Regions from separate parts of the Homo sapiens genome. Here region 1 is linked to region 2. Evidence: chromatin loops called from intact Hi-C (ENCODE). Cell type or tissue: IMR-90. All regions are shown on one strand. Each heading gives the region's core, and the rest is flanking DNA. Links, peaks and the distances in the headings are about the cores only. Region 1 has its middle 160 kb from the start of KYNU. Region 2 overlaps LOC105373652 (a long non-coding RNA gene).

Evidence for each region. A loop is a pair of places that touch in the nucleus more often than their neighbours do. Peaks named below come from ENCODE experiments on the same cell type or tissue, not always from the same donor. Only the 100,000 strongest peaks of a DNase experiment are listed, where the experiment ranks them.
Region 1: it touches region 2 in a loop (2.2-fold over the local background); 1 of 110 quality-filtered maps calls a loop at or near these places.

The regions. Positions count from the first base shown.
Region 1 is chr2:142,714,084-142,729,706 of GRCh38, forward strand. No RefSeq gene overlaps it. Among named protein-coding and RNA genes, the nearest start is that of KYNU, 160 kb to the right of the region's middle. In IMR-90, for the core only: no CTCF peak of the experiment used is centred there; a DNase peak (open chromatin) is centred at 8,678; H3K27ac peaks cover 144 bases.
Region 2 is chr2:142,852,442-142,868,064 of GRCh38, forward strand. LOC105373652 (a long non-coding RNA gene) reads right to left here. Exons shown (of 5, transcript XR_923389.3): 4 at 12,993-13,118; 5 at 10,424-10,657. It also overlaps the pseudogene RRN3P4. Among named protein-coding and RNA genes, the nearest start is that of KYNU, 17 kb to the right of the region's middle. In IMR-90, for the core only: no CTCF peak of the experiment used is centred there; a DNase peak (open chromatin) is centred at 11,360; H3K27ac peaks cover 349 bases.

The sequences.
Region 1 (15,623 bases), core at 7,611-10,110, 140 kb before region 2:
TATGTCTTTATATATCTATACCTATCTATATATCTATTTATTTACTTATTTTGTCTTTTCTTCCCTCCTTCTTTCTTTTCATCTATTTATCTATATAGATAGAGAGATATTTATAATAAGAAGTATGACTATTGAGTTTATTAACTGAACAGCATTTTCATTCCTGCAGGCAGACCTACATGAATGCCAATTATTATCAGAAAGACTGTTGTTGGAATATAAAGTAGTAGTGCCACTGAGTCATGAGGACATGATTTATTTCTCTTCCCAGTAAAGGTAGAGTTTCTGCAAAGACTGGACAATTAGTTGTAGTCCAGGGCACGTTCTCTCTCCCCTGAGCTTTAGGCGTAGAGTCATTATATGCCTTCTTGACTTTCTTTTCAATGATTTTCTAAAAACCTTTCTTCTGATTGAAGCAGCTTCTCTTTAGATATCTGTCATACATATTACTATGCTAAAAAAGTGTGCTTGACTTAAACATATGGCTTGCATGTTTTAAAGAAGGGGATTCTCTTCCCAAGGAGCTTAAAATATTTTAAAATCTCTAATTGCATATCACATTTTAGATGTGATCTTTGCGGTTATATTTCAAGCATCTCATACACTTCCTTACTTTGTTATTTCCCTTCACAATAGAATATAGAATTGACAGGCTTAGACTGAATGATCATCCATCTGAGTCAAATTCATTTTCACTTTCAGCTCTCCTATTGAGTCCCACCTTTGCTTTAGGTATATCAAGGTTATGAAACCTGTATTTTATTATTAAAACCAGCCCTCATTTTCTGGTTTTCTTTTTACTCATTTTAATAAAAGCGAAATGTATAACAGTGGTAAAGTATTTTTTTTATGATCAGAATGTTCTATTATTCAAATGACATGTAAAAGTGTTTGAAGTGTAGTCACAACCAGGAGACCCACTAGCCTGCACTCTCCTCTTTTCCAGTCAAAAAGCAAAGAAATTCCTAAGACATATTTGTAGTGCCGTAGTGTGAGGTTTAAAAAACACTGCAAAGATAGATGCTAGATACAGACATTTAGATACATAGATGAAATAGGTAAATGCCTGATCTGTAGTGTATTAATTGCAGTATGTTAGTGAAGCAGTGTATCAGTTTCCTTTTTCTGCTGGAACAAATTACCACAAATTTAGTGACTTAAGCAAGACAAATGTGTTATCTTACAATGCTGTAGGCCAGGCTAGAAGTCCAACCTGGATCTCAGTGGGCTGGTGTCAAGGTGGCAGCAGGGTTCCATTCTTTTCTGGAGACTCTAGGGTTTTGATTTCCTTTCCTTGGTTATTTGGGTTCTCGGCACAGTTCAATTTCTTGTGGTTGAAATTCCCATTTTCTTGCTGGCCGTCAGCCAAGATCTGTTCCCAGCTTCTTAAATTCCTTGACTGATGGTCCCCTTCCTCCATCTTCAAAGCCTTCCCTGGCAGCCCTGTCTCCCTCATGCTTTGAATTTCTCCTCCTTCTTTCTTTTTCATCCTTCTAACCTAGCAAGAATAGGTTCTCCACTTTTAAAAATGCATGTTATATGATTAAATCAACCAGATAATCCAAGATAATCTCCCCACCCCAGAATCTGTATTCATGCTCACATATTAAAGTAAAGTTTTCCGTGTAAGACAACATGTTTACAGGTTTCAGGGATTAGAACGTGGACATCTTAGGGATGGGGGAGAGGTTGTAATTATTCTCTTTACCACATGTAGTGTTTGTGTAGTCATTTGCATTTGCTTCTAATGTGAAGGCCTTGACCAACAGGCCATGTTGGATTTAAATAGCTCCTTTAATCAGTTTGCATCCTAGATATTATTTTGACCATTGAGGAGGCTTTGCCTACCACAGTTTGATTAATTATACACTGTTGTTTTTTCTCTGGTGAATTCCTAGAGGAGAATCTTGTGTTTTGATTTCTAATATTTTAATTGAATTTAAGTAAGAAAAACTCACAATTGCCCACATGCAATCAGCATAATAGAGGGGGTTGTATTTTAGACCATGGGTCATCAGATTAATCAGACTATTACTAGTCCTGCCAGCCATTTAGCCATTAAAACAAGTACACATACACAAAACAAGGATAGTTACTGAAGTGACAGAATTGGCCCAAAGCTAGACTGACCAAAGTTTTGAATAAACTGAAGAACCAAACTTTGACATGCTTATCTGAATGTAATTGGAAATTCAGATCTCTATACAGTCACTTATCCTTAAGTTCTAAGTCATCGCATTTCATCTGTTATTTATAATCTCATTTGTATTTCAGAAAAAAATTCAATACTTCATTACATCTCTTAATTTATATTTTACCTTTAAGATTTGGTTACTCTTTGAGCCAAGAGCACAACAATTATTCATGTGCACAGGAGTTAAGAACTGCCACCAAAGGTGGCACTCATATAACGGAGACAGAGTTGTTGGTCCAACGTTGGTGTCTGAACGGTAATTTGAATAATGAAGAAAATGACATTACTCCTGAGAATTCCAGGACAGAATCTTCCCATGGCTTCATGGCTTTGGGCCAGCCATTTCCCAGGCATAGTGAGTAACAGAGGAAGGGAAGGATATTAATAGCCCTCCTTGGGTTGCTTTTGTTAGCTTTAGTTACTAGAAGCTGACATGACTGCTACCCAAGGCAGAACTTCTATAAAAAAATCCAGCAGTGGAACACTATACATGCCTACTGTGCTAATAAGAGAGAGAAAATCTAGAAGTTTCTTTTCTCTCTCACTTGGGATACTAAAGGGCAATAGAGCAGCTATCAGCAAAAAGTCCAGAGGCGCAAATCTAGCAACAAAGAGAGAACTCAAAAGTTGCATTTCACAAATGGTAAACACATGATATGTTTTCTCTGCATTCCCTAGGGGTCAGGCTATTTCTCAAATGCCAATTCCCATCACAATTGGCGCCTTTGGCACTTCTGAAATACAGGGTGTTTGGCATTCAGCTGGGGAATTTCTGTGTTGAGGAACCAAGGACTGAAAGAAGGCAAGTGTCCAGGTCAGCTGCTGCCAATCACCATCTCCGCTCCACAGGGGTTCACTCAAAGGAGAATACAGCTCAGGTTTCCCTTTAGGGAAGTTTCTCTCTCATTGCCAGAGTTAGTCCAAGTAGGTTTTCTACTGCCCTCTAAAATCCTGACAAGCAATATGGAAGGAAAAGAGTAGCACATTTCTGAAAATAAAAAATGTGCACAAATAATGACATTATATAAGGTAAAGTCACATAACTTATTAAATACAAAGCAATGAATAACACTGCATGGGTTAGAAAATACCGTAGTTCAAAGATATTCTTTGCCAGGATTTTAATGAGTCTAAAAAATACAACACATTAATGAATGCATTGTTACATTCAAATACTTTGATTCATTTCCAAATAAAAAGAGGGGAAAACAACCTCCCATTCCCAAAAGGTCAAATTCAGGGCATATTAAAACACCTCTTTCAGGTTCATTTCATAACAAATGCATTTTAGAAATGACTAAATCAAAGTGTCATAACCCAAAGAGAAAAAATAACAAGCTCACCGGTAAACTTATCATTGCTGGAAGAACAGTGGGCTATGAGAATGATCTTTGAAACTAAAAATCTCTTTAAAGCATTATAGAATTTGCTATCAGCACAAATTGAGAGTAAAGAAATAATTACCAAAATCCAACCAGCTATAAATTTCCATCCACTGGGCAAAAATCCACATCAGAATGTGAGAAAGCACAAGAATTTGCTTCTTAAATGTTACGTTGTGCCAGAGGAATTATAAACAGCAGGCACCATCAACAATTAGATTAACAGTTTTTTTCTTTAAGAAATGGGACTGAACTCTAGCTACAACACCATTGAGACAGGCACCTGGAGGTGAGCGTAGAAATACCAACCAACTTCACAAGCAGCTGGAAAGTCTCAAAGTTCTGTGTCCTTTGTATTTTCCAAAACAGGATTGCTTACTTTCATGCATAGCTGTAGGAAATAAGACTCATTTTTAATTGTGCAAACTTAAACCAATTTGTTTGTGAAACACTAAACTATCCCATATTGAAACTGGTTTGGAAGACCTTCATATGTAAGTATAATCTATTTGGCTTGCAAAATTCACATGAAACTGCATAGAAATTCTGTATACTTTCATTGCTTCCACAATTTTCTCTCCTCCCCATTATAGGCTAAGAGGGTATATTTATGTCCTGGCAGTAAATAATTGCAGGATAATATGTGTTAGCATTGCCTTACAAATAAATATTCCCTTGAAGAACCAAACAGAGTAGAAAGGACAGGCATAATGCATTACACTTATGTAGCTTCATTGCATCATTTTATTTAAGGCCCAAGCTGATCCGCTTAGCGTGGTTATAATTTCTTTTGGTCTACACAGTGTACATTGAGTTAATGAGGTCAAGTCAACCTCTATATGGTACCCTAAGTTCATGCCATCTCTTAATAAAACATATCTTCTGGTGACGAGATGAGAAAAGGGGAATAAATTTATGTGGATCAGACTGAAATCTGGGAACATTTTAGATTTTCCCTTTTCCTCATGCCCCATATTAAATTTGATCATTGAAAATATCTCCCACGTTGGTTCTCGCCACTGCATCTCCTTCAGCTCCAGCTTTAATTCAAGCTATCATCATTTCTTATCTGGTTTGTGGAGTAATCAAACAGATCCCTCTGCCTCCCATCTGTCATCGTAATCATTCTATTCTACGCTGATACCACAGATATATCTAAAGCACATATTTAACATATTTTCTCTCTTATTTAAACCCTTTGGTTGCTTGGCTAATTCTTTGCATGTGCACATAGACAGCATTCCCATTAGTGGCATTTAACACCCCTGGGCAAGTAACAACAGGAGTCAAGTAACATATCCTAAGCTCCTGCGACTTGGAACTATCATGAGAAAAAAATTGAACATGGCTCATGGCAGGAGTCCAGACCTATGCAGACGTGTCTGACGGATTGGAAGATCTTATAGAAACCTGATTTCAGGAAGTAACAACTTTGGTTCTGAGAAGAAAATCTCCAAAAAAATAAAAAAAAAGAAAGAAAACAAATTAATCAAAGTGGAGTATACCCAACAGCCATGTTTGCTAACAACTATAAGCTAGTTTTAAGGTGTTCAATTTTTTTCATCCAGAGATGAAAAAAGATAGGATCAAAAGTCACAGATGCTCACCCTGGAAACATGTTTAAGTCACCTTTGGCCATTTTTGAAAATTCCTAAAAAGACATAAGGAAAGTGATGAGGTTCTAGTATAGGTTTTTGTCACAGCAACCTGACTGATCTTCCATCAGTTAGCATTTGTATTAGTTAGGATGCTTTGGCTGAAAGTGGTAAAAGGCTCAACTCAATATAACTTAAACAGAAAAGGTATCTGCTATCTCATAACAGGAGTCCAGATATAGGTTGGTTCCAATGTTGTTAATTCAGGGGCTCAACATCATCATCAAGAACATAGACACTGTGCACCTTTCTCCTCATCCAACGTCGGAATGTCACTTTGACCCTTTGACTTGCTCCTCATATGGGTAAAGTAGTTGCAGATAAGTAGTTGCACCTTATCATCTAAAAGTAGATAAGGTGCTTCTTTAAGATCAGAGACACTTTTCTCATTTATACACCCACATTCTTCACATCTGACTGGGTAAGCTATGTTTTAGGCTCACCCTAAACTAGTTACTAGCAATGGGAATTAGAATACCTGAGTAGTCTTAGACAAATTTCTACTTGTCCTGAATGAAACTGGGGTCTTGTTAGCCAGGACAATGTGGCAGAAATTATAGTTTTATTGGCATATATAATGTTGTCAATAGCTAGCAGTCACAAACCACTATGATCTAGGTCAGTGCTTTGCAAAGCTTAGATTCTGATTCAGTGGATCTCAGGTAGGGCCCACGATTCTGCATTCGAATACTCTTATAAGTGATGTTGCTGCCAGTCCATGGACCACACTGTAAATACCACGCATTTAGGTGACATTCATATAACTTTTTGTTTCACTGGCTTTAATAGCCTTCAGAACAAAATCCATGTTCCTTAGCATGAATGTCATACACAATTCTTCATTACACCTAATCTTGTAACAATTATTATTGCTCTTGATAACTTTAGTGCAATGTGCTCCAATATGGCCATGTTATATTCAAAGTGCTGTGAGTTTAATGCCCTATGGCTTTTTGCTCTCACATTTATCATTTCTTCTTCATACAATAGAATTTCTCATCCTTTTATTTCTATTTCCTTCCTTCTGGCTAAATCAGTTACTTTGGGAAGACTTACCTAATCCCAACTCTTCATACCTTATCATATGTTAGGTACCTCTTTTGGGTCCAATAACCCTATAATTGTAAATCACACTGTAATGTAATTATTTCTTTACATTTCTGTCTCCTCCATTAAATCGTGGATTTTTCAATGGTAAGGTTATTCTAAATATCTCATGGTTAATAAAATATCTGATAAAGGGTAAATCCTAAGTAAAACCATATTTTACAGAGTAATGCTCCTAATATCCCAAATCTTTTATACATGTCTATCTGTCTACAGAGAATGTGGTCACCACCTAATTAACATGAAAACTGGAGTTCCATTACCACATTATATACAATTACATGACATTATTTACTTTACACTTACTTTTACTCTACCTTGTTTTTCTCTTTTAATTTTTCTCTCAGCAGTACCAAGATTATACTAAATTTTTCATAAATATTTTTATAAAAATAAATAAATCCTGATTGTAAAGGAGCCCAGGTTCTACTAAGAGAACTAAGACATGCATATTATACAAATCTAACAAATGATTGAAAATGAGAAGTTCCATAAAGACAGATATATAAAGCAGCATGAGAGTTCAGAAGAAGAAAATAGTCCAGATAGGTTATCAATGAAGTTGTAGCAGACACTATTATTCACTCGTTTGTTGTTGACAGGATGTGAACAGACTTTTGGTCAATCTAATCTTGGAAGTAACATCCCACCATTTTCACCATATTCTGTTTGTTAGAAGAGAGACTCCAGGTCTAGCTCACATTCAAAGGAAGGGGATTATTCAAGGACATAAGCATAGGAGGCAGAGATCAATGGGGGCCACCTAGGACTCTACCGCACATTTACCTCCTGAGACTCATTAAAATGACAAAACAATAGCAAGCCAAAATAGAAGCACAGACTCTCCTTCTAGTAATTCAAATGTAGGTTTCTCAGAAGACAATCTGGAAGGAAAGACCAGGATTTAAAAGAAATGGTAAGCAAGAAAACTGGTGAATATGAACACATCGTAATAAGAATTGGCATTATAAAATAATAATATAAAATAATAATAATAGTTTGATGACTAATATGGAGAGTAATAAAACAGCAGACAAAATTACAAAAAGGAAAAAAAGAGTAAGACATCAATAACATATAAAAGAAGAGAGGCAACTGAAATTGAATCATTCTCAGGCTTTGTATTGTTTTAGAGTGTCCCAAGTCCAAGTATGCATATTGTGCTATAAGGGTAACCATTAAAAAGGAGACATAGGCTATGCTAATTTCAGAACATAGAATGACTGTATGGGTGTGTGTTCAAGGGAAAGAAAGTAGAAACATAAAGAAAATCAATAAAACCAAAAGAACACAGGAGACATGGGTATTGAGGGGCATGGAAAAAGCAAGATTAAATAAAAATCACAGAATGTTAGAAAAGGAATTGTTTAAATACAAGGAAAGCACAAAGTGGAAGACCTATTAATTAAGCAAAATCCAAAGATGATAGCAATTGATTAGATATGCGGGGCGGGGAAAGAGAAAAATTAAAGATTTGTATTTTTCACTAGAATAATTAGAAAGTTGACTGTGACATAATCAGTATTAGGGAATATGGGACAGGTTACTATTTAGTTAGAAAGCACGACAAGTTCAATTTTGAACAATTTGGAATTGAACAGCACTTCCAGAATTTCTAAGTAGCGTGGCCTTCTGCTTGGCAATCAGGATAGATGGATCTGGTACATCTTTGTTTTTATAGCATTTTACATAAGATTGAGAAAATATCACTTGTCCATATCCAAGGAGATTAATGTGTGTTGTGTGTGTGATTATGCATGCAGTGGGAATGAGAATGGATCTATACTTCTTTCAGGCAGCCTTTTGTTACTACTGGTTGAGTCTAAGTTGCCTATGACACATATAATGGAGCTATTCATTCAGGAAGAGTATGGAGGAATGGATGCATAGAATAATGGTACCGTCTCTTGTCAGACAGACCATGGGTTAAAACAGTTTTCCTGTTTACTAGCTGTATTATGTGGGCCAAGTTACCTAATGCTTCTAACCTTAGTTTCTTTGTCAGCATAATGACTATAAGAGCATCACTGTTATACAAATTCATTCAATTAAATAAGATAATGAATATAAATTGCATAAAACAGTGCCTGAAACACAGTGTATGATTAAGAAAACAGCTTTATTTACAAGTCAAATTCTGTTACCTTTAATGGCAATGAGAAAAATTCCAGTAAATAATATACATTCTATTCAAAATTTAGCATAAAATGAAATCACATCTTGATTTTAATTGTGTTTTTTTTTTTTTTAAATCTACTAAAAGACTAACATGCCACAATGTTTCTGCTGAAGAATCTCATCACTTGGGTCATATTTGTTAACATTTCTGAGACTGTTATTGTTGAGTCATAGAATTCCTTGACATAAATACCAGATTTCTGCTCAGAGTTAAGAAGCACATTTTCCTATTCTGTAGTAAGAGATGAGTTTGCCATGAAATCAGGACTGCAATAATTTACTCTAAATTCTTAGACAATTAATTTGAATACATCATATAGAATACATGAAATTTGTTTATTTCTACCTTTACATAAGAGTGCCAACAACTGGAAAAACTTCAATTTATATGTGGACACATAGTCTCTGGATAAAAATATAGAAAGAACATAGCCTGAGATAAAATCATGAAATTTAAGAAAAGGAACCTAATTAAATGAGAATAAAAAGAAAAGAAGGAGTCACTTCAAGACAGTGTACAGTATTGTACCAGTAAGAATACTAGATAGACTCTGACATTCAATTTCTATGAGGCCATGGATAAATCACTTACTAACATTGAGCCCCATTTTACTTCTTTTTTAAAAATGTTTTGAAATAATTTCAAACAAGTAATTTCTTAAAACAAGGACATGTTTTTTTAAAACAAATACATATTAATAATTTCTTAAAACAAAAACATATTTATACTATGATCATGCAAGACAATCTTACATAATCATAGTATAATTATAGAATTCAGGGTATTTCTCATCTCAGATATTTTAGACTCCATCTCAGTCATTTCTCTAGAAGTTTGATTTGAGTCATTTCTATATCTTTCAGGTCTCTAAGTGTTTAAACATACAGAATATGGTTATAATGATTCTTTTAATGAACATTGCTGCTAATTCTAACATCTCTGTCAGTTCTGGATCATTCTTTAAAAATAACTTTTTATTTGAAAGAAGTAAAGACTCGCAAAGAATTGCAATAACAGTACTGAGACTTCCCATGTAGCCTTCCCTTGACTTTCCCCAGTGATAATATCTTACATAACCATATGCAATGTCAAAATAAGGAAGGTACTAAGTTACTAACTCAGTTACAGGCCTTTATTGGGATTTCTCATGTTTTGCATGTACTCTGTGTGTGTGTTTTTGAGTGTGTGTGTGTGTGTGTGTGTGTGTGCATGCGCACGCATGTAACTGAGTAGAAAGTATGGCTCTATGAAATTTTGTCACATGTATAGATTTGAGCAACCAATACCTCAGTTAGGATACAGAACCATTCCATCACCACACACACACACACACACACACACACACACACACACACCCTTTCTCAGATGATTCCTCAATAGTCACATCCTTCTTCCACCTCTAACCTCTGACCACTGATGTATTTTCTGTCACTATAAATTTGTCACTTCAAGGTTGGTATATAAATGAAGTCTTGTAGTATGTAACACTTTGACATTGAATATACACATACAAACATACATATATAGAATAGTTTATATAACTCTATATCTATATTTCATATATATATTAAACAGAAATATATATGTATTATTTTTTGAAAATCAAATTTCTTCAAATCAATTAGCTTAAGAATGGCATTGACTTTACTAATAAATTTGGGGACTATCATTTTATTACTGCTTATTTATTTACTGACTTATTCTTCTAGATATCTGTGTATGCTGTGGTATTTCTGTCTGTTTTGTTCCAGTTGCTATTGGTTTCTTGGTTGGTCTGGAGAGAAGGAAGTTGAAGATTGACCTAAATATAGTTTGACACATTAGTCTTAAGAAGCTCTCTCAATTACAAGTGTCCAAAAAAAATCACTCATTGAATTGTGTTTGAATAAGACCTATTCAAGTTTGAAAGAGGTTACTGCAGTATTTTCTATAGCAAAATGTCAAAATATGTTCTGCTCAACATAAAACTCAATGCTATATAGAGTTGAATAATAGAAAAAAACTGGTACATTCTTTCATAGATATAATTTAGATGAACTAATATAATATCTCATAATTCATATAGTTTAAATACTTAATAAACTATTTATAATAGTGTGTATTTGTAGCAGTCAAACCATTGCAAACGTATTTTTGAGCTTAAGTGTTAAAGTATCACATTTGAAAGACAGGTAGTCAAACTGTTAAATTTTTTCAGACTCCTTTTACTTCTCATTAACTATTAATAATTATAGAAAGAAGATCTGTAGCCAAGGTAACAAGGAAAAGAAAATGATAGTGTAAGTCCAAGAAGCCTTGCCCTATCTGGCTCTGTTTATCACAGTACACGATGTTTACTGTGCTCCTTCAGGCACTGAGGTGTAAACATGCTTTGACCCTCTTTTCTTTACCTTGCTGAGAAGAGCAATTTCAATAGAACATTTAAATGCTCCAAAAACAGTTTTGACAAATACAGTTGTACCCTATGTTTCTATGACTGCAGTCAGTCACATAAAGTTTGTAATTTCTGACATTTCTTGGACAATCATTTTGAAGCAAAGTAAAAGGTAGAGTTGATCTCAAAGAGAAGTGAAACTACAGAAACATTATTTTTGTTGTGGTCCAAATCTTCAGTAAATATATTGTGTTGATAAGTTTTTTTTGAAATGTTTATACAAAAGATATATGCAGATACTAGTATTAATTCATTTTGAAATTTTTAATACTGATTTACAAGTAAAGTAAAAGCATACTTGAATTGTTTCCATTATTACAGAATGAATTTCTAGCAAAATAGTCATACCACTTTAAGAAGCACTGTGGTTGCCATGTGTATACCATTCAGCATTTCTAAGGGTAAAACTTCCTAAAATAAATCTATTTGCTCAAGTATGGATGTCATAAAATATTGGGAAATAATAACAGATTTGATTTTTTTTTCTATATTTTTTCTTCCTGCTTTGATCCCATCCCATTAACTTCATGGCAGCCCTTCCTTGGAACAGGTGGAGGTTGCGGAGTGGGAGGTGGTATAAAAATGAGTACAAAATAGCTAAGCAAATTTCTTAATAGATCGTTTTAAAAACTCATACCTCCCACTATTGTAGTCTTATATCAAGGCACTTTTGAACTTGAATAGCTGGCTTGTTTGAAAAACTTTTTGATGTTTTATCAAGGTGTTTAAGTTTTATTTTTTCTTCTAAAATCAAAAGACATAGTTTATAACACAAACAACAAAGTAAAAAAAAACTATGATGATACGAGTCACCTCTTGTTCCACACTAGATAAAAGATATGACTTGAAATGAGAGAACTGTGGAAAAAAATTAAGTAAATTAATACTTTTGAAGGCTATGAAGGATGAGCTGATCTTTCCCACTGCTCTTGAATTCTCCCAGCTGCCTACCAGGGTTAGGAGGGAATAACAAAAGGTCAGTACTTCTAGAGGAGCCTAATTGCAGAAGGACGAGTGTCTGACTTTCTGTACTGAAATCTGTAAATAGACACTTCTGAGAATGAATGTCAGGGCATGAGGTGGCAGGAAGAGAACTCTACTGTCCCTCAAATCTTACTCTCAGAGAAGCACAAGAAAACATTTAACAAATTTTAATGTTCCTCCATTTCCATGCCGTGAGAGGCTCATATATAGCTAAGGGCTATGTAGTTGGGGTAAGCGGGGATTAGAAAGCCTAAATATTTCCAGGGAGGAAAGGGCAAAGAACCCAAAACAGGAGCAGTAGGAATAGGAGCCAATGATTAAAAATCAGTGGGAATTACGTACCACAGGAGCAGCCAGGAAGATGCCTGCTCAGGCAAGGTTCAGACAGCTTTCCCCTATGTAAGCATAATATGTGAGCCCTTGACCAGTGTTTCCTATTTGCCACTCCAGATTTATTCTTTTCTGCCTTGCTCTCCATCTTGAGCTGACTTGCATAGATTGCCCCACTTGGGCAGGCCCTATTGTCAACTGTCTTATGGTTGATTTAGACAATAAGAAGCACTAGTAAGAGAGAAGAGGGAGACAGATAAATAGGTCAAGAATCACTTATATTTTTCCACCACACTCTCCACATTTTATCCAACTCTACCTGTTTCTGCCAAGACAAATTTTGGCATAGGATGACTTCTCCATGTCTGTGACTGTTCATCTTCACTGGGTTTCAGGTATTGCTTCCCCTGTTGCCTGTCAGGTATAGGAGTAGTAACAACTTCTCCCTGTTGCAAATCCTTGAGCAGTTCACTATCTCTTACTCCTATCCCTGAAACTTGCCCACATGTTTGTAAATAATCCCTTTTTCATATTCTCTACCTTTATCCACTTTGAACGTGTCATTTATCACCTAATCTTGAATTTAGATGACCCTCTGGCAGAAACAGAAACAGAAGTTAGAGGTAGAAATTTCTGAACTGATTAAATATTTACCCAAAAAACATTAGAAGCCATGAGTATCCTTTAAACCAGTAGAAGATTTTTCTACCAATTAAGGAAATGCTATTTTAAAAATAAAATGAAATTCTATTAAAATGCCCAAAGAAACTTTTCATTTTGTATACTTGAATCATGGCCTTTAATACTCAACTAACTACATATAAAGACATTATTTTTCAATTTTTTTAAAAAAAATTCAAATGAAACATTTTACTCATTCCAAAAGGAATTAGCTAGATTATTTTTTAATGTTTAATAATTGAACATTAGTCTTAAATTAAATAGTCACTTACAGTTTAATTTTCCCATCCTTTCTTTAACTTATTTGTAAAATTGGTATTAAAGAGTTCAAACTTATGTTCAAAGAGTCATTTGCAATGTAGAAGTAGTACAGATATAATTATTATTTTCAGCTTGGACCAGCTTGAAATTTACAAACCATTAATGTGCTAGACTTTATTAATTTATATAACTTACAAAGATCAAAACTTAAACCTACAATGTCTATAAACTCTATATTCTTGAGCTGTATCTTTCTTTTTAAGGAAATCTGTAAATGTACATGTGTGTGTGTTTGTTTCTCTGTGTGTGTTGAGTGAATCCCAAATAGCATAAACCCAAATAAATCCATGAGAAGACACACAATTAAACTTTGTAAGCTAAAAACAAGAAAAAATCTTGAAGGCAACAGACACAAATGACGCATTGTTTACTTGAGAGCACCAATTTGAATGACAAAGAATTTTCCAACTAAAACAATAAACACCAAAAAAGAAACAGCACAGCATTTTTCAAGTTCTGAATGAAGATAACTGAAAATTCTACATCTGAGGAAATTATCCTTTAGGATAAAGATATTGGGGTGGAGCCAAGATGGCCAAATAAGTACAGCTCCAGTCTACAGCTACCAGTGTGAGCAACACAGAAGATGGGTGATTTCTGCATTTCCAACTGAGGTACCGGGTTCATCTCACTGGGGAGTACCAGACAGTGGGTGCAGGACAGTGGGCGCAGCGCACCATGCGGAGCCGAAGCAGGGCGAGGCATCACCTCACCCGGGAAGCACAAGGGGTCAGGGAATTCCCTTTCCTAGTCAAAGAAAGGGGTGATAGATGGCACCTGGAAAATCAGGTCACTCCCACCCTAATACTGCGCTTTTCCAATGGGCTTAACAAACGACACACCAGGAGATTATATCCCGCACCTGGCTCGAAGGGTCCTACGCCCACGGAGCCTCGCACATTGCTAGCACAGCAGTCTGAGATCAAACTGCAAGGCAGCAGTGAGACTGGGGGAGGGGCGCCTGCCGTTGCTCAGGCTTCAGTAGGAAAACAAAGCTCGAACTGGGTGGAGCCCACCACAGCTCAAGGAGGCCTGCCTGCCTCTGTAAGCTCCACCTCTGGGGCCAGGGCACAGACAAATAAAAGACAGCAATAACCTCTGCAGACTTAAATGTCCCTGTCTGATGGGAGTAGTGGTTTGAAGAGAGTAGTGATTCTCCTAGCATACAGCTTGAGATCTGAGAACAGACAGATTGCCTCCTCAAGTGGGTCCCTGACCCCAGAGTAGCCTAACTGGGAGGCACCCCCCAGTAGGGGTGGACTGACACCTCACACGGCCAGGTACTCCTCTGAGACAAAACTTACAGAGGAATGATCAGGCAGCAACATTTGCGGTTCACCAATATCCACTGTTCTGCAGCCACCGCTGCTGATACCCAGGCAAACAGGGTCTGGAGTGGACCTCCAGTAAACTCCAACAGACCTGCAGCTGAGGGTTCTGACTGTTAGAAGGAAAACTAACAAACAGAAAGGACATCCACACCAAAAACCCATCTGTATGTCACCATCACCAAAGACCAAAGGTAAATAAAACCACAAAGATGGGGAAAAAACAGAGCAGAAAAACTGGACACTCTAAAAATCAGAGTGCCTCTCCTCCTCCAAAGGAACGCAGCTCCTCACCAGCAATGAAACAAAGCTGGATGAAGAACGACTTTGACGAGTTGAGAAAGGAAGGCTTCAGAAGATCAAACTACTCTGAGCTAAAGGAGGAAGTTCAAACCCATGGCAAAGAAGTTAAAAACTTTGAAAAAAAATTAGACGAATGGATAACTAGAATAACCAATGCAGAGAAGTCCTTAAAGGACCTGATGGAGCTGAAAACCATGGCACGAGGACGACGTGACAAATGCACAAGCCTCAGTAACCGATGCGATCAACTGGAAGAAAGGGTATAAGCAATGGAAGATGAAATGAATGAAATGAAGTGTGAAGAGAAGTTTAGAGAAAAAAGAATAAAAAGAAATGAACAAAGCCTCCAAGAAATATGGGACTATGTGAAAAGACCAAATCTACATCTGATTGGTGTACCCGAAAGTGATGGGGAGAAAGGAACCAAGTTGGAAAACACTGTAGGATATTATCCAGGAGAACTTCCCCAATCTAGCAAGGCAGGCCAACTTTCAGATTCAGGAAATACAGAGAATGCCACAAAGATACTCCTTGGGAAGAGCAACTCCAAGACACATAATTGTCAGATTCACCAAGTTGAAATGAAGGAAAAAATGTTAAGGGCAGCCAGAGAGAAAGGTCGGGTTACCCTCAAAGGGAAGCCCATCAGACTAACAGCTGATCTCTCAGCAGAAACCCTACAAGCCAGAAGAGAGTGGGGGCCAATATTCAACATTCTTAAAGAG
Region 2 (15,623 bases), core at 10,225-12,724:
GAATATTTTCAAATATTCATTTCCATATTCCAAAATTTCAATATTTATTAAATAATTAAAATGTTAAGGGCAAATAATGATATTAAAGGGAGTTAAATATTAATGTTATGTGGAATCATCAGGACTAAAATGTTTTAAAAAATCTTCTTTGTTTTCAGTAAGACTTTGTAGCAGGATTTAAGACTGGAAGTTTCAGAAATAAATATGAAAGCTATTGTAAGAATTGGGGAACCAATGTAACAAAAAACGTTGAAAAAAGACTGAATGTGGTGTATTATGGAAATATGGAAATAGTGAGATTTCACTTAAGAGAAACCTTCATCAAAACACAGCCTAAAGTAACAGAAGACCATCTGTTCAGCAATAGTAAATGTAGAGATTCACTTAGCATAAGCAAAGAGGCAACAATTCAAGAGACAAAAAACAATAGGTGTATAAAATTGAAAGAGCTGGCTAGGTATGGTGGCTCATGCCTGCAATCCCAGCACTTTGGGAGGCTGAGGTGAAAATATTGCTTGAGCCCAGGAATTTGGGACCAGCCTGGGCAACATAGGGAGACTCTGTCTCTACAAAAAAAAACACATAAAAATAAACCAGACATGGTGGCACATGCCTGTGGTCCCAGCTACTCAGTGGGAGGCTGAGGTGAGAGGATTGCTCAAGTCCTGGAGGCTGAAGCTGAGTGAGCCTTGATGGAACCAGTGCATTCCAGGCTTGACAACATAGTGTCTCCAAAAAATACATAAATAAAATTAAAAGAGCTTTAAAATCCTGTTTCTTACTGGTAGTCCATTGACATTTTGCACACAATAGGTGTTCAAATGATACTACAGAATTATTGGCTGGGCAGAATAAAATATGTCACTTTAAAAGTCAAATTGAGACTTTTTTCCTCCAAATATGTTTTGACTTTGGAGATTTAGAAGGATCAATTTCTATCAGTGGTAGAGGGCTATACTCTGAATATCGAGTTTAAGATCCATCATTTGCTTGAGCTACATTATAATAGTTTAATTTTTAAAACAACACTGCTGAAATAGTTTTTGGAGCTAGATAATAGATTGTAATACAGACTAGAAGGAATTGCAGTACATTTCTTCAGGGCAGAAAGCAGGTGCAGTTATATCTCTGCATGTGCATCCGATGCTTATGTATTTTAAATGTAAATTGTTTCTTTTAAGAGAAAATATTATATTGAACATTGATGCAAAGGCATTATGTGTTTGTGTTTTATTTTCCTGAGATATAAAACTCATTCTTCACCTATAATGAGACTTCGATGAAATATTCCAAAGTGTTTGTAACAAATCTGGCATTTAAGGAAGCAGATTTATATAAGCTATAGCTGGGATTTTTTTCTTTATCTATTTCCAGTTTCTTTATAATATTTTATGCAGGCTTTTGATTTTATCTATAGGTGCATTTAAGTATGTTTTGAATAGTGGGGGAAAATTAAAACTTGAAATTTAACAAAGAACTTAAAGTGAGTTACCATAACAAAGCATTCTTAAATAATGAATTTTAGAAGTCGGATAAAATTCTTCCTAAAAGGATTCATTATATAAAGCAAATAGCTGAACAATGTCAGGTTGTAACATAGTAATCAAGAGAAAGAGCTTCCAGGCGAGGTGCAGCTATCACTTTAAGCCCCGGGGCAACCAGGCTGCTTCTCACATGGTTGCCGGGGAAGCAGAGGCTTCAGCTTCTGTGGTCAAGAAGCTGGGTATGTCATGGACCAGTATTTCAGATATGCTTGCATTCAAGAATGATTTTTCCAGCTCTCCCCCAAGAAAAATTGTTCATCTTGATGGAACGGGGACAGAAGTCTTGCCGAAGGACAAAGAGTGAAACAAATTTAACTTTGAGCTGTTGAAGAGCCAGTTGTGAGATTCAAACATAAAGGATGACCAGATCTTGAACTGGCTGTGAAAATTTTGCTCTTCTATCATGTACTTGGCAAAAGACTTTGAGCAGCTCCTCAGTATTACATTGAGATTGCCTTGGTTGAATAGAATTCAAACAGTGGTGGAAGAGTATTTGGCTTCTCTGGGTAGTCTTGTAACAACAGACTCTTCCTTAGCCCAAGTCTCAGCATAATTGCTTCCCATTTGGCGTACCCTCCTTGAATGATCATTAAGAAGAGCCATGTAAATGTTTCAGATTCTGATGATGGAGATGATTATCTTCCTGCAGATTTTGACACACGTCATACAACCTTACAAATAACAGCAAGATATGTCCCACTGGCACTGTGGTTTCTTTTGCCCATACTGGTGGAAACATTTCCATTTGTTCAATCAGAGAGAACACTGGAATGTTACATTCATAACTTACTAAAGATTAGTATATACTTTCCAACCTTGAGGAATGAAATTCTGAAGCTTATTATTAAAAATCTATTCAAATTGGATGTGAATACATTCTGGCATGATATTGAAGATGCTGAGGAAACAGCAGCTCAAACTTGTGGTGGGACAGATTCCATGGAATGATTGTTCAATATGAACGAAGATGAAGAGACTGTTTCTAAGGCTGACTCCAAATGGCTCGGTCAGATGGTGCACCCTGTAGCTGAATGCCTGGACACCCTGCTGTCTTTGCTTTTGCAGTACTTGAAGTATGTCTGCTATGTAAAATACATGGTAAGGTTGATAACAACAAAATAAAGGATTTATAATATATCACAAACTGATAAACATATTTGACAAACCCCTGCCTCCTGTCACGTACAGTTTTTTATGTTTTACCTCTGTGGCTTAAAATTGCGACTCTCAGAAGCATTTTTGGAACGTCTCTGGGAAAAAAAAATGCAGGATCCAAATAATCCTGTCATCATCAGGTGAGCTGCTGGAAATTATATTGGAAGCTCTTTGGCAAAAGCTAAATTCATTCCTCTCATTACAACTATAAAATCATGCCTAGGTCTTTCGGTTAACTGGCCACACAAATACCTTACTAACCAGGATCTGAGAATGAAGGCTTTTTGTGATATTGCTCTCCATCAAACATTTTACTCAGCCTTCCAAGCTGTGTTCCACACCTTTGTTTTTAGACACAAGCAACTTTTAAGCGTAAACCTGAAAGAAGGTTTGAGATGTCTTCAGTGCCTACATTTTTAAGGGATAGTGACTAGGCAGCTAAATCCTCTGAATATTTGCCTGCCCTCAGTGGTTAACTTATTTGCTGCTGTCACGAATAAATATCAGCTAGTCTGCTACACTATCATTGAGAGGAACAACGGCCAGAAATACAGCTGGAGGAGACTCGGTGTGAACGTGCACCAACCCATTGGACGCCTTCTTCCCCTTTGATCCTTGTGCGCTTAAGCAGTCAAGGAAAGTCATTGATTCTATTTATCAGATATGGGAAGACATAAGTGTCGAAGAGCTTCAGGAGTTTAAGAAACCTATGAAAAAGGAGATGGAAAAAGATGGAGATGATCTTTTGAAAGGTGAAGTTCCCCCAAATGATACCATGATCGGGATTATACCGAGCCACTTTGATGCGATGCACATTTCCAAAGTCCTTCAAGTAGTGTGGGCTCCCCACCTGTGTTACACCTGCCAGACCAGTTCCTTCTCATCTCGAGGATTTGTGATTGAGATGCAGCATTCTTCCCCATCACTCATCATGTTCTTTAGCAACTGTTTATGCTGTTTGGGCACTGCATTGAACTAGAATGAGCACCTGACTCAGGCATCATACTTTCAAGTTAGACTTCAGCATCTGAACAGACTTTTTTTTTTTTTTGCTTTTTTGTTCCCCTTAGAGACAAAATTAGAAGACTGAATATCATGTGTAATATTTTATGGTGGGGTTGATGATAAATGATAAATACTTTGCTCGTTTGTTTAAGAAGTACTTTTCTTGGCCAGGCGTGGTGGTGGCTCACGCCTATAATCCCAGCACTTTGGGTGGCCCAGGCAGGCAGATCACAATGTCAGGAGATCGAGACCATCCTGGCTACCACGGTGAAACCCCAGCTCTACTAAAAATGCAAAAACTTAGCCAGGCACGGTGGCACGCACCTGTAGTCCCAGCTACTCAGGAGGCTGAGGCAGGAGAATGGCATGAGCCTGGGAGGCGGAGCTTGCAGTGAGCCGAGATCATGCCACTGCACTCCAGCCTGGGCGACAGAGCAAGACTCCGTCTCAAAAACAAAAGAAAAAAAAAAGAAAGAAAGAAAGAAAAGTACTTTTCTTATGCATTACAGCTTTTTGAGATAATTATTGTGTAATTTCTAATATAGACAGCAGCCTATTTTGACAGACTGCCTTTTTAACACAGGATTTTTTTTCAGAGCCACATTCACAGAACTTTGCTGATCTACTTTCAATGAAGAATCCTTTAAGATAAATCCTCTATTTAAAGACTTTAACTAGAATGTTTTATTTTTGCTGCATTGTTTACCTCCTGCTCTAGTTGTGTGTTGGAATTTCAGTAGGGTGCAGAGGAAATGGAAACTGGGGAGACATCCAAACCTGGTCTGGGACAAAGAGAGTTGGAGCTGGCACTGAAGGAGATCTCTAGGGACCCCAGAAACCAATAACAGCCAGTAGGGAAGAGATAGAGAGATTAGAGAAACAGAATCAGACAAATAATATACTTTCATGGTGTAAAAATGAATTTGAAAAAAAAAGTGGAGATCCAGGTAAATGTAATTCACGTTGACTGAAAGTAGGCTTGGGCTTGCATTAAAAAAATTACATCATATTTTACTCTTCAGCTTTCAAGTGTCCCGTTAGAACTAGAATTGCTCTTTGGTAGCAGTTAGATAGAGTTATTTTTGACCTGCATCATTTGGTTATTTTGAGAATTTCTTTTTTCAAACAGGAAAAAAAAAAATTAGGGCCGGGCATGGTGTGGCTCACGCCTGTAATCCCAACACTTTGGGAGGCTGAGGCAGGTGGATTGCCTGAGCTCAGAAATTTGAGACCAGCCTGGCCAAAATAGCAAAACATTGTCTCTACAAAAAGCACAAAAATTAGCTGGGCGTGTTGGTGCATGCCTGTAGTCCCAGCTACTCTGGAGGCTGAGGAGGAGGATGGATTGAGCCCAGGAGGTAGAAGCTGCAATGAGCTGTGTTTGCACCACTGCACTCCAGCCTGAGTGACAGAGTAAGACCCCATCTCTTAAAAAAAAAAAAAAAAATGGAGGTTATTCGGTGGAATGGTTTTGCTAGCAATAATAGGCCAATAATAGGCCAAACTTACTATGGCAGTCTTTATCCAATAGCTATGCCTATCATGGATTCAGCTTGGTGAAATCCTTCTCTACAAGCCTCTTTTTCTATTTTCACAACTAAACACTGGGAGAGAGGGGAAGTCTAAGATGAAACCTTGCTTTATAACAAATTTGCCCAAGCACTGCCCGAGTCATTGTGAAGTTCAAGTATATTTTTGCTTTGTTTTTTAAATGTGTACTTTTTTGTTTACTTGTGAAAATAACCATCTTCAAGCATATTTATTTTTCTGCCCCTTCTATTTATTTAAAGACAGGCAATATTTTCTTGACCACAAATATTTTGTAATGAATCACACCCTCTATCCTAAGGCTTTGTATGCTATTGCATAATTACACTGGTGGCAATATAGAGTTTGAATTTCAGTCTATAAATATGTTTTTTGGAAAACAGAAATTGTCATTGCTTAAAAAAATTTGGATATTGGTGATTTGATTTTGGTGACTTGGTGGAAAGTCATTTGAGAACCTCATGGTTCTTTTTTAATTGCCGACAAAAAGTGGCTTTTTGTAAGTTGGATAAAATGAGTAAATGAAATTGTATCTAGAGAAGTTAAGAGTAAGTGTAATCTTTGTGGGTTGGAAAGCAGTTTTAACACAGAAGGACCTATTTACAAATAAGTCTGTTTAGCTTTGAAAGAGTTTGAGAAAAAAAAATCCATTGTGAAAATAAAGCAATGGTATGATTAATCCAGAACCTTCATTCTTATGCCAATAAAAGGAGGTATCCCAATTTTAAAAAGATTTCTCACTTTAAAAAAAAAAGAGAGACAGAGACAGAGAGAGAGAAGGGAGAGAGAAAAGGACTGTAATCAAGACTCTATACCCAGCCCTGAATCATTCATCTGTCAGAGCAAATAAAGCTATCTAATGATACGCAAATAATCAAAACCATATTATTCTACACCGGTTAGAGGAGAAATGGATCGAATTAAAACCAAACAATAACTAGAACAGATTGCTCAAGTATCACTATGGAGGAGAGAGATCCCCCAACCAAGAAAAGGGTATTTTGTGAGCTCCATTCTGGGGGAAAAAGATTGGGGATGCTGGAAATCAAATAATAAATACAGTAAGTATGTTATTTGGTCAGCCTACATGCTTTATTGAAGTGCAACTAAAGTCCTAGTCTTTACTAGTTCTCTATCCAATTGTGCTCAGCCTAAAGTTGAATCTATGTACGTTTTAGTGTCTGCATTTTTATTATCAAGATTTTAATTGATGTTTCTTTTATACTCATATTTTATTGTTTCAATCTTCCTGTTTTTTACTTCCTAAATAATCTAAAACACACTTATTCCTCTGACCATAATTTGATGTGGAAGAAATTTGTCATCTGAGTGCTTAATCATTGTGTATGTCTTTCTGAGTGTTATGCTACTTAATATAATTTGAAATTTTACTTTGTAGACTTAAGAAATAATTTCATGTGATTATTAATATTCTCTCTCTCCTCCCACTCTAATTGCCTTACTCAAATCATGCCCACCCACTCAATTCTGTTTTTCAAAAGTAACAGTCATAGTTCCAGTAGCCCAACTTGTAAGAGGCACTTCTGCCTCCTACGGGAGCCAAACTTGTATCTTTTTTTCTTTTTACCCAGATCCAGAGCACTTTAGGCCCATAACTTCAGCCCTACTTAGGGTTTTGTTGTTGTTTTTCTACTTCTTATCCACAGAAGTATGTCTTCTTTGAATCCCAGCTATGATTATTTTGCTTTTCTTTTATTATGTTGTCTATTATTGCAGTTTTGAGGACTATGTTGTGTGGAAGTCTTCCCACTTCCTCTCTTTTTCCCTCAATCTCTCTCTCTCCCTCTCGCAAACACATACACACATATATCTTATTTTCTTTCCTTTGATCCATTCCTAATCGAATTCCCTCTTAGAATAAGCATTGATTATTTCTTTCATAATCTGCATTCTTCCCAAACCACTGTCCATGCCATTATTTATACCCATGGGGATTTTTGAATAATATATAGTATATGCTTGTATGTTTTATGATCAAAATTGCATTATATACTACGTATCATGAAAATGTCATGATTGTGGTTTTTACTGAATATTTTACTTTTGATATCTCTGTCGATATAGATAGATATTATTCTTTCTACTGTTCTATAGTATTCCATCATATGCATATCACATATTGTGTCTCTTCATTTTCTTATGTTTAACATTTCTAATCTTTGTTATGGAAAACATGCTTATATGGACAATAGCCCACATTTCTCTTTGTAAGTGAAGAAGTGTTTCTGCGGGATCCAGTACAGATAGGGCTGATTTCCAGCTGGACAGGAAGAGCTCTATCTGTATCTCTGGAGGTGCCTAGAAGACTGGTTTTTGAACCTTTGCCAAGGAAGGGGCAATGGAATTCATGATATTCTGTTCAGGGTTTGAAACTTTCCTAGATACCCAAAGTTATCTTCCTTTCACTCTGTCACTCAGGCTGGTGTGCAGTGGTAGGATCTCAGCTCACTGCAACCTCGACCTCTCAGGCTCAAGCAATCCGTCCACCTCAGTCTCTGCACTAGCTGAGACTATGGGCATGCACCACAACGTCCAGCTAATTTTTTTTATTTTTTGTAGAGATGGCATTTTGCAGTGTTGCCCAGGCTGGTCTTGAACTCCTGGACTCAAGCAATCTGCCTGCCTTGGCCTCTCAAAGTGTTGGCATTACAGGAATGCACCACCACGCCAAGCCCAAAGTTAGCTTCTTTATTGTTGACTTTGTCTTAACCCATTGGATAAGCCTGATTTTACTATTTAAGGAGGCACTGAGAGCTTTTGAGGGGAGCTCTTCCAAAGACAAAATTCCTAGCACAGATCCTGGAAATTTGAATCAGAGACTCAGCTCAGTCCTAGAGCTCAAAGATAAGACCCCCAAGAGCTCATGCTGTAGGTATCTCTTGGATTTCCAAAGCTTGCCTGCATTCTTTAGATATTAGGTTGGTGCAAAAAGCCTTAAAAGCCTCAAGGAGGTCTGGTGAGACACTTTAAATAACTGATGTGGGAAAAAAACAATACAGATATATACCCAGGAGTAAAATTGCTGGGACATTGGGTATGTTCCTATTTAGTGTCAATAAACTGAATAAAGCTATTTATAATGGCTGTACTGGAACAGAGTGCAAAGTGGACTTCCTACTTTTCCACATTCTTTCCAGCTGTAAATATTATCTAAATTTTTAATTGTTAACAACATGATTCATATATTAAAATATTTCAGCATGCCTTTAACATGCACTTCTCTGATTTCTAAAGTGCCCATCTCTTTAAAAATGCATTAGCCATTCAGGTTTTCCCTTTGGGAATTGCTTATTTTAATTCCTTGGTCATTTTTCTATTGTGTCTTCTTTCTTCCCGAGGAGCTTCTTAAATATTCTAGATATAAATTTTTTCCTAATCTGTCACTTTCCTATTAACTGGGCCTATTATATCTCTACTTCAGTTTTCTGATTTGTAAAGTAGAAATAATCATACCTATAACTCTTTCTTTTTTTTGCCTCTAAGGATTAAATGAGATAATGAATGTGAAACACTAATACAACATCTGACACATAGTGAGGGTTCAATACCACCAGGGATTTATTAAGCCTCTTTCTTTTTTATATATACTTTAAGGTTAAGGGTACATGTGCACAATGTGCAGGTTAGTTACATATGTATACATGTGCCATGTTGGTGTGCTGCACCCATTAACTCGTCATTTAACATTAGGTATATCTCCAAATGCTATCCCTCCCCCCTCCCCCCACCCCACAACAGGCCCCAGTGTGTGATGTTCCCCTTCCTGTGTCCATGTGTTCTCATTGTTCAATTCCCACCTATGAGTGAGAACATGCGGTGTTTGGTTTTTTGTCCTTGCAATAGTTTGCTGAGAATGAGGGTTTCCGGCTTCATCTATGGCCCTACAAAGGACATGAACTCATCATTTTTTATGACTGCATAGTATTCCATGGTGTATATGTGCCACATTTTCTTAATCCAGTCTATCATTGTTGGACATTTGGCTTGGTTCCAAGTCTTTGCTATTGTGAATAGTGCCGCAATAAACATACATCTCCATGTGTCTTTATAGCAGCATGATTTATAATTCTTTGGGCATATACCCAGTAATGGGATGGCTGGGTCAAATGGTATTTCTAGTTCTAGATCCCTGAGGAATCGCCATACTGACTTCCACAATGGTTGAACTACTTTACAGTCCCACTAACAGTGTAAAAGTCTTCCTATTTCTCCACATCCTCTCCAGCACCTGTTGTTTCCTGACTTTTTAATGATTGCCATTCTAACTGGTGTGAGATGGTATCTCATTGTGGTTTTGATTTGCATTTCTCTGATGGCCAGTGATGATGAGCATTTTTTCATGTGTCTTTTGGCTGCATAAATGTCTTCTTTTGAGAAGTGTCTCTTTTCAAATTGAATTGATATTTTGTTGTACCTAGATATATGTATAAATTTAGGAAATTTAAGTTTAATCTAGATTTAAACTAAGTGGTTTTCCAGTAGCATATAAAATCTTAGGCTAGACACCTTAAGCTTAGCATGTAGACTACAGTGATAGACAAAGATGTGCTGGGAAATCAGGAGCCTTACTCTGTTCTTGAACCCACATTAGCCGGGCACTCCTGCCTGTGTGGGAAAGAGACCCTGTCCTTAAATCTGACCTCCCTTTCTGCATCAGGTACCTGACCTGCCGATGACAAAGGGATTCACAAAAGTACCCATTAAATCTATATGTTTATATTTTCAAAACTGTGACACTTTCATCATCATTACTCTACTCTAGCCCTTCCTGCAGGGTTTATTACCCAGGTTGTCAAAATATTTTGAAAAAGACATCGTGAAACACAACGTCTATGTTGTATCTGATTTCCTTTCCTGAAGAAAAACAAGCCTAGAAGGGAAAGGAAAAAAAATGTACTGCTAATATCATGATAGGGAGTAAAATAATTCATAAATTGATGAGTCAAGATGTGTTTTCTAAAATTTGCATTATAGATATTAGCAAACAGAGATAGATATGAAAGACAGTGGAGCAATTGGAATGTTTTTAAATGTGCATGGCATATTTTTTAGTAGAAAGTTTTCCTTTCAGTTGCTAAACAAATTCTCTAAACATTAAAAATATTTCAGAAGTTATCAGGAAATAATCATTAAAGTAAATTGCTAGTTGGTAAATTCCCACTCCAATGTCCATTCTTGGCTCTATTAATTCATACTCTAATCTTAGTTGGAGTCTTTACTAGCAAGGTGTCCTGGGGAGCATTTTATATTCACTTACTAAATCAGATTAGTCTAAGATGCACCTTTTCCCAGAACTGTGTACACTCAGCCGAGGTTGGTAGACAACATTTCATTCCTTAAAGATCATGCCAGGAGTATTCTGCCGAGGAAATGAAAGACCACATCTAGAAACAGAGGAAAAGAGTGAAGTGCGAGCTTTATTCGCAATGTCTGCAGTAAGTAAACGAGAGGGAGTAGGTTCATGTGTGTATACTCTGCTCTGGAACCCTCTCTGACTTCCCCAGGCAGAACAATTATTACATCTTGCCATTCCATGAGGATGTAATTTCAGAATATTTTGAAGGGCTCAATTCTAATCATGTTCTCTGGAGATCTAATAGAGTAAATATAAATATAAAATAATTACTTTTCTTGAAAGATTTCAGATCAGCTATGGACTTTTATTGCATTAATCAATAAATTCAATTAATTTATCAAGTAGATTACTAGATATTACAGATTTAGAAATTATACATATGCTAGGGTTTTCCAAACTGAGCTAACCCTCTTAATTCAATGGGCACTGTAAGTGTACTCATAATTGTTTTGTAAACCATATGTCAATAGACTCTATTCTCACAAACATAAAGGAAAGTGTCTCTTTTATTGCTTTGTACTGTAATTGTACTGTAGTCAAGACAGAGAGCACAAGAAGAAAGAGTAATAGACACAATAGGGATATCTCATACAACATGAGTTGGACTCATTAAATAAACAAAGACTTTGGGTCAACAGTTAAGCTAAGAGACAGAGTTGCAAAGAATAAGCTTTTCCTATGATCTCTAGCTGAAAATGTAAACACAGTCTTTTTTGTGGACATGCAGTGGAAAGGATTAGTTCTAACTCTCTGCCGGTATGTGTGTGTATATGTTTCTCCTGCCGTCCCTGGGATTGCTCATGATAGAAGCAACTTCATTTTTGAGAGAGTAGGCTGTGGGGTGTGACAATGAGGAAAGAAGTACTGGTAAAGAATTTCCTCTTTGTAATGCTTCTACAGCTAGAGTTTAATAATACCAGGGGGCATTCTTATTAATGTGATGGCTTTTTATTTTTTTTGAGACAGAATAATCACTCTGTCACCCAGCCTGGAGTGCAGTGGTACAATCTTTGCTCACTGCAACCCCGCTGCCCAGGTTCAAGTGATTCTTGTGCCTCAGCCTCCTGAGTAGCTAGGATTACAGGCACACACTACCACACTCGGCTAATTTTTGTATTTTTAGTAGAGACAAGGTTTCACCATGTTGGCCAGGCTGGTCTCGAACTCCTGGCCTCAAGTGATCTGCCCACCTTGGCCTCCCAAAGTGCTGGGATTACTGGCATGAGCCACTGCACCCGGCCTAATGTGATGGTTTTTTTAATGTGATGGCTTCTTTAAAAAAAAAAGGGTTTGTTTTATTCTGGTGGATTTTTTAAAATTTTAATTAAAATTGTTTACCTCTGCCATGTTTTACTTGTAAAATTTTGTTAGTGAAAATTAGACTAAAATAAATTTTCTGACCAATGACTAAAAATCATCATATTTCAACATGCTTTTCTATTTGAAACCAGAAGTAAGTCCTTGCATATTAAAGGATTTTAAGCTTAACCTGTTAAAAATATTGTTTGTGTGGAATAACTTTCTCTTTTGTCTACTTAATGTATGCCTACTCAAGCTAACAGCCCAAGTTATACTCATGCTAGATCTAGACAGTAAACTGATGCTCAGGCATATGGCTCAACATTGATTTTTTTTGTTTTTATTGTTTTTAAATTTTCTAGTCCATTGTCATAATGCTTTTATTTTTGGTGTTGATTTTAATTTGTGATATTTTAATATAATTTATTTTATTTATTTATTTATTTATTTATTTATTTATTTATTTATTTATTTTTATTTTTTTATTTTTTGAGTCGGAATCTTGCTCCATCACCCAGGCTGGAGTGCAATGGCTCAATCTCAGCTCACTGCCACCTCCACCTCCAGGGTTCAAGCAATTCTCCTGCCTCAGCCTCCTGAGTAGTTGGGATTACAGGCACCTGCCACCACGCCTGGCTAATTTTTGTATTTTTAGTAGAGATAGGGTTTCACCATATTGACCAGGCTGGTCTCTTGGCCAGGCTGGTCTTGAACTTCTGACCTTGTGATCCGCCCGCCTCAGCTTCCCAAAGTGCTGGGATTACAGCGTGAGCCACCGCACCTGGCAATATATTTAATTTCTTAACATAACTATTTATTAGTAGATTTTGGTGAAAAGAGACAACACAGTGGCAATATAATCTAATTCATTATATAATTTAATAACCTGAATTCAGGACACATTTGATTACCTCCTATGTAAAAGGCAGTAAAGAAAGATAAAACTTCATGCTCAGGTAACAAATATTCTAGTAAAAAAAGGTAATTATCTTGGTCCGTTTGCGTTGCTATAACAAAATACCTTAGACTGGCTCATTGATAAAAAATAAAAATTTATTTCTCACAGTTCTGGAGTCTGGGAAATCCAAGATCAAGGTGCTGGCAGATTTGGTGTCTGGTGAGGGCTGCTTTCTGCTTCCAAGATGGTGCCTTATTGTTGCATCCTCTGGAGAAGGAGGTAAAGCCGTGTCCTCACATGGTAGAAGGAGAATAGAAAAGAAAAAGGCTCATTTTTCAGAGATAATGCAGTCTAGGTGTCCTCATATGGCAAAAGGCATGGGAGCAGGGAGGCAGCTCTATGATGCATTTTTTAAAAGGGCATTTATCTTATCCATGAAGGCAGAATTCTCATAGCCTAATGACCTGCGAAGCACCCCACCTCCTAATACCACCTCCTAGGGGGTTAGGTTCCATCATATGAATTTTGGAGCAATACATACAAACAAATCACAGCAGCAATCATGTGTACAGGTAAAGTGAGAACTTAGCCTATACTAAGGGTTATTAAGAGCAGTACAAAAACTGCTACAAGTACAAAAATAAAGGGATATGTTTGTCCTTAGTAACCCAAGGAAAAGAGTGGAGTGAGATTGAAAGAGAAGACAAAGGAGAATGAGAATAGAAATTAACTGAGATTTGCACTGTAAAAGAAGTGATAGGAACGAAAGCTTTCAATGTAGAGGCTGTCAGCAGAGAAGGCAGTTTTTGATTTGTCAATTAGGAAGTCATTAGACCTTTGTCAGAGAGGAGGTTCAGTAACACTGTGGAAGTGAAAGTAAGATTTAAGGGGAACTTGCAGTTAAAGGGGCAGACTAGCCACTTTTACACTGCTCTTCTCTTTAAAGCCAAGAGAATATGAAAAAAAAAAAAGCTTTTTAGAAAACTGAGAAGAAAATTCTGTCTTTAATAAAAGTTAATAGCTATAATCTTAAACCACAAACTATTATATTAAGAATAGCTCTTGAATAAAATGAAGTTTCAGACCTACGAAGTCCAAGTGTGGGGCCAGACACAGTGGCTTATGCCTGTAATCCCAGCACTTCGGGAGGCCAAGGCAGGTGGAATGTTTGAGCCTAGGAGTTTGAGACTAGCCTGGGCAACATAGGGAGACTCCCATCTCTATAAAATAAAAATACAAAAATCAGACAGATGTAGTGGCATGCGCCTGTAGTCTCAGCTTCTCAGGAGGCTGAGGTGGGAGATTGCTTGAGCCTGGGAGGTCCAGGCTGCAGTGAGCCACTGAGCCATGATTGCACCACTGCACTCTAGCCTGGGCAGCAAAACCTGACCCTGTCACAAATAAATAAATATAAAAAAAGAAGCTAGGCATAGAGAGTGCACTCTTATCTTTTGTGAGCCAGGGAGTTCTCCCTGGACAGGAGGTATGGTCCCGTGGAATACAGTGAAGAATATCTTGGCTAGGTGTGGTGGCTCATGCCTGTAATCCCAACATTTTGGGAGGCTGAGGTGGGAGAATTGCTTGATCTCAGGAGTTTGAGACCAGCCTGGGCAAATTAGGGAGTCTACCAAAAAAAATTTTAAATTAGCTAGGTGCAGTGGCACATGCCTGTAGGGCTGAGGAGGGAGGATCACTTGAGCCTGGAACTTGGAGGTCGAGGCTACGGTGCACTGTGATGGTGCTACTGCCTTCCAGCCTGAGCAGCCAGAGTGAGACCCTGTCTCAAAAAATTAAAAAAAAAAAAAAAATCTTACCCAGAGTAGTAATTTTGGAAAATTGGATAGACCAGGGAGCAATCCCTAAACTCCATTCCACTCTGAGTATTGGAAAGAGACATAAGACTGAAGGAGACAGTGTATAGAAAGTACATAGCCATTACTATAAAGCATTGCAGCAGGTTTGATAGGGAAGTAAAGATCAGCAGCCATTGGCTTCAAACATGATGATCAAGTTTAGCTAAGTCATCTTGCCACATGAAACCTACGTTACCTGGTGCTAAACTTGAGTCGTGTTGATTTCCTGCTTTAATAACAAAGAGAATTGGGCCATACCAGGCAGATAAATCCACACATACCTCCAGGATACCTCATACCTCCAGTCATACTTCTGATTTATAGAACATGTTACCTCCTTCAGAAGTAATTATCTTATTTCCTCTCTATCTTATTGTATTTTTAAAAATTTCTTGCAGAGATGGGGCCTCACTTTGTTGCCCAGGCTCATCTTGAGCTCCTGGCCTCAAGCAGTGTTCCTGCCTCAGCATCCCAAAGCATTGAGATTACAGGCATGAGCCACCACACCCAGCCGGAAACATTTTAAAAAGAGACAACAAACTGACTGGAGTACAAAGTAATATCTCAAAGTTAGGATTGAAACTCAAGTTGATTTCCTAAAAAGGGCAATCAAGAAAGAAAATATTCCTGCCTTCTGATCAGTGGTGAATGGGAAAAAAGAAAGAAAGAAAGAGACACAAAAAAGAATATTGCAAAGAAAAGAAGTAACTGCACTTAAGGAAAAACAGAGAGGCAAGTGAGAGAGTTTGGGGCAGTTCAATTTTAAGTTTGCTGAACTATAGCATCCATGGGGAAGAGACACTCAAAATGAGACTCTAGAACTAGGCACAGGCCCGGTGTGTCATATTAAAACTTCACCCTTTTCAGATATCAATAAGAAAGGCTTTTAAGCCTGGGCAACATAGTGAGACCCCCATCTCTACAATGAAAAATAATCATAATAT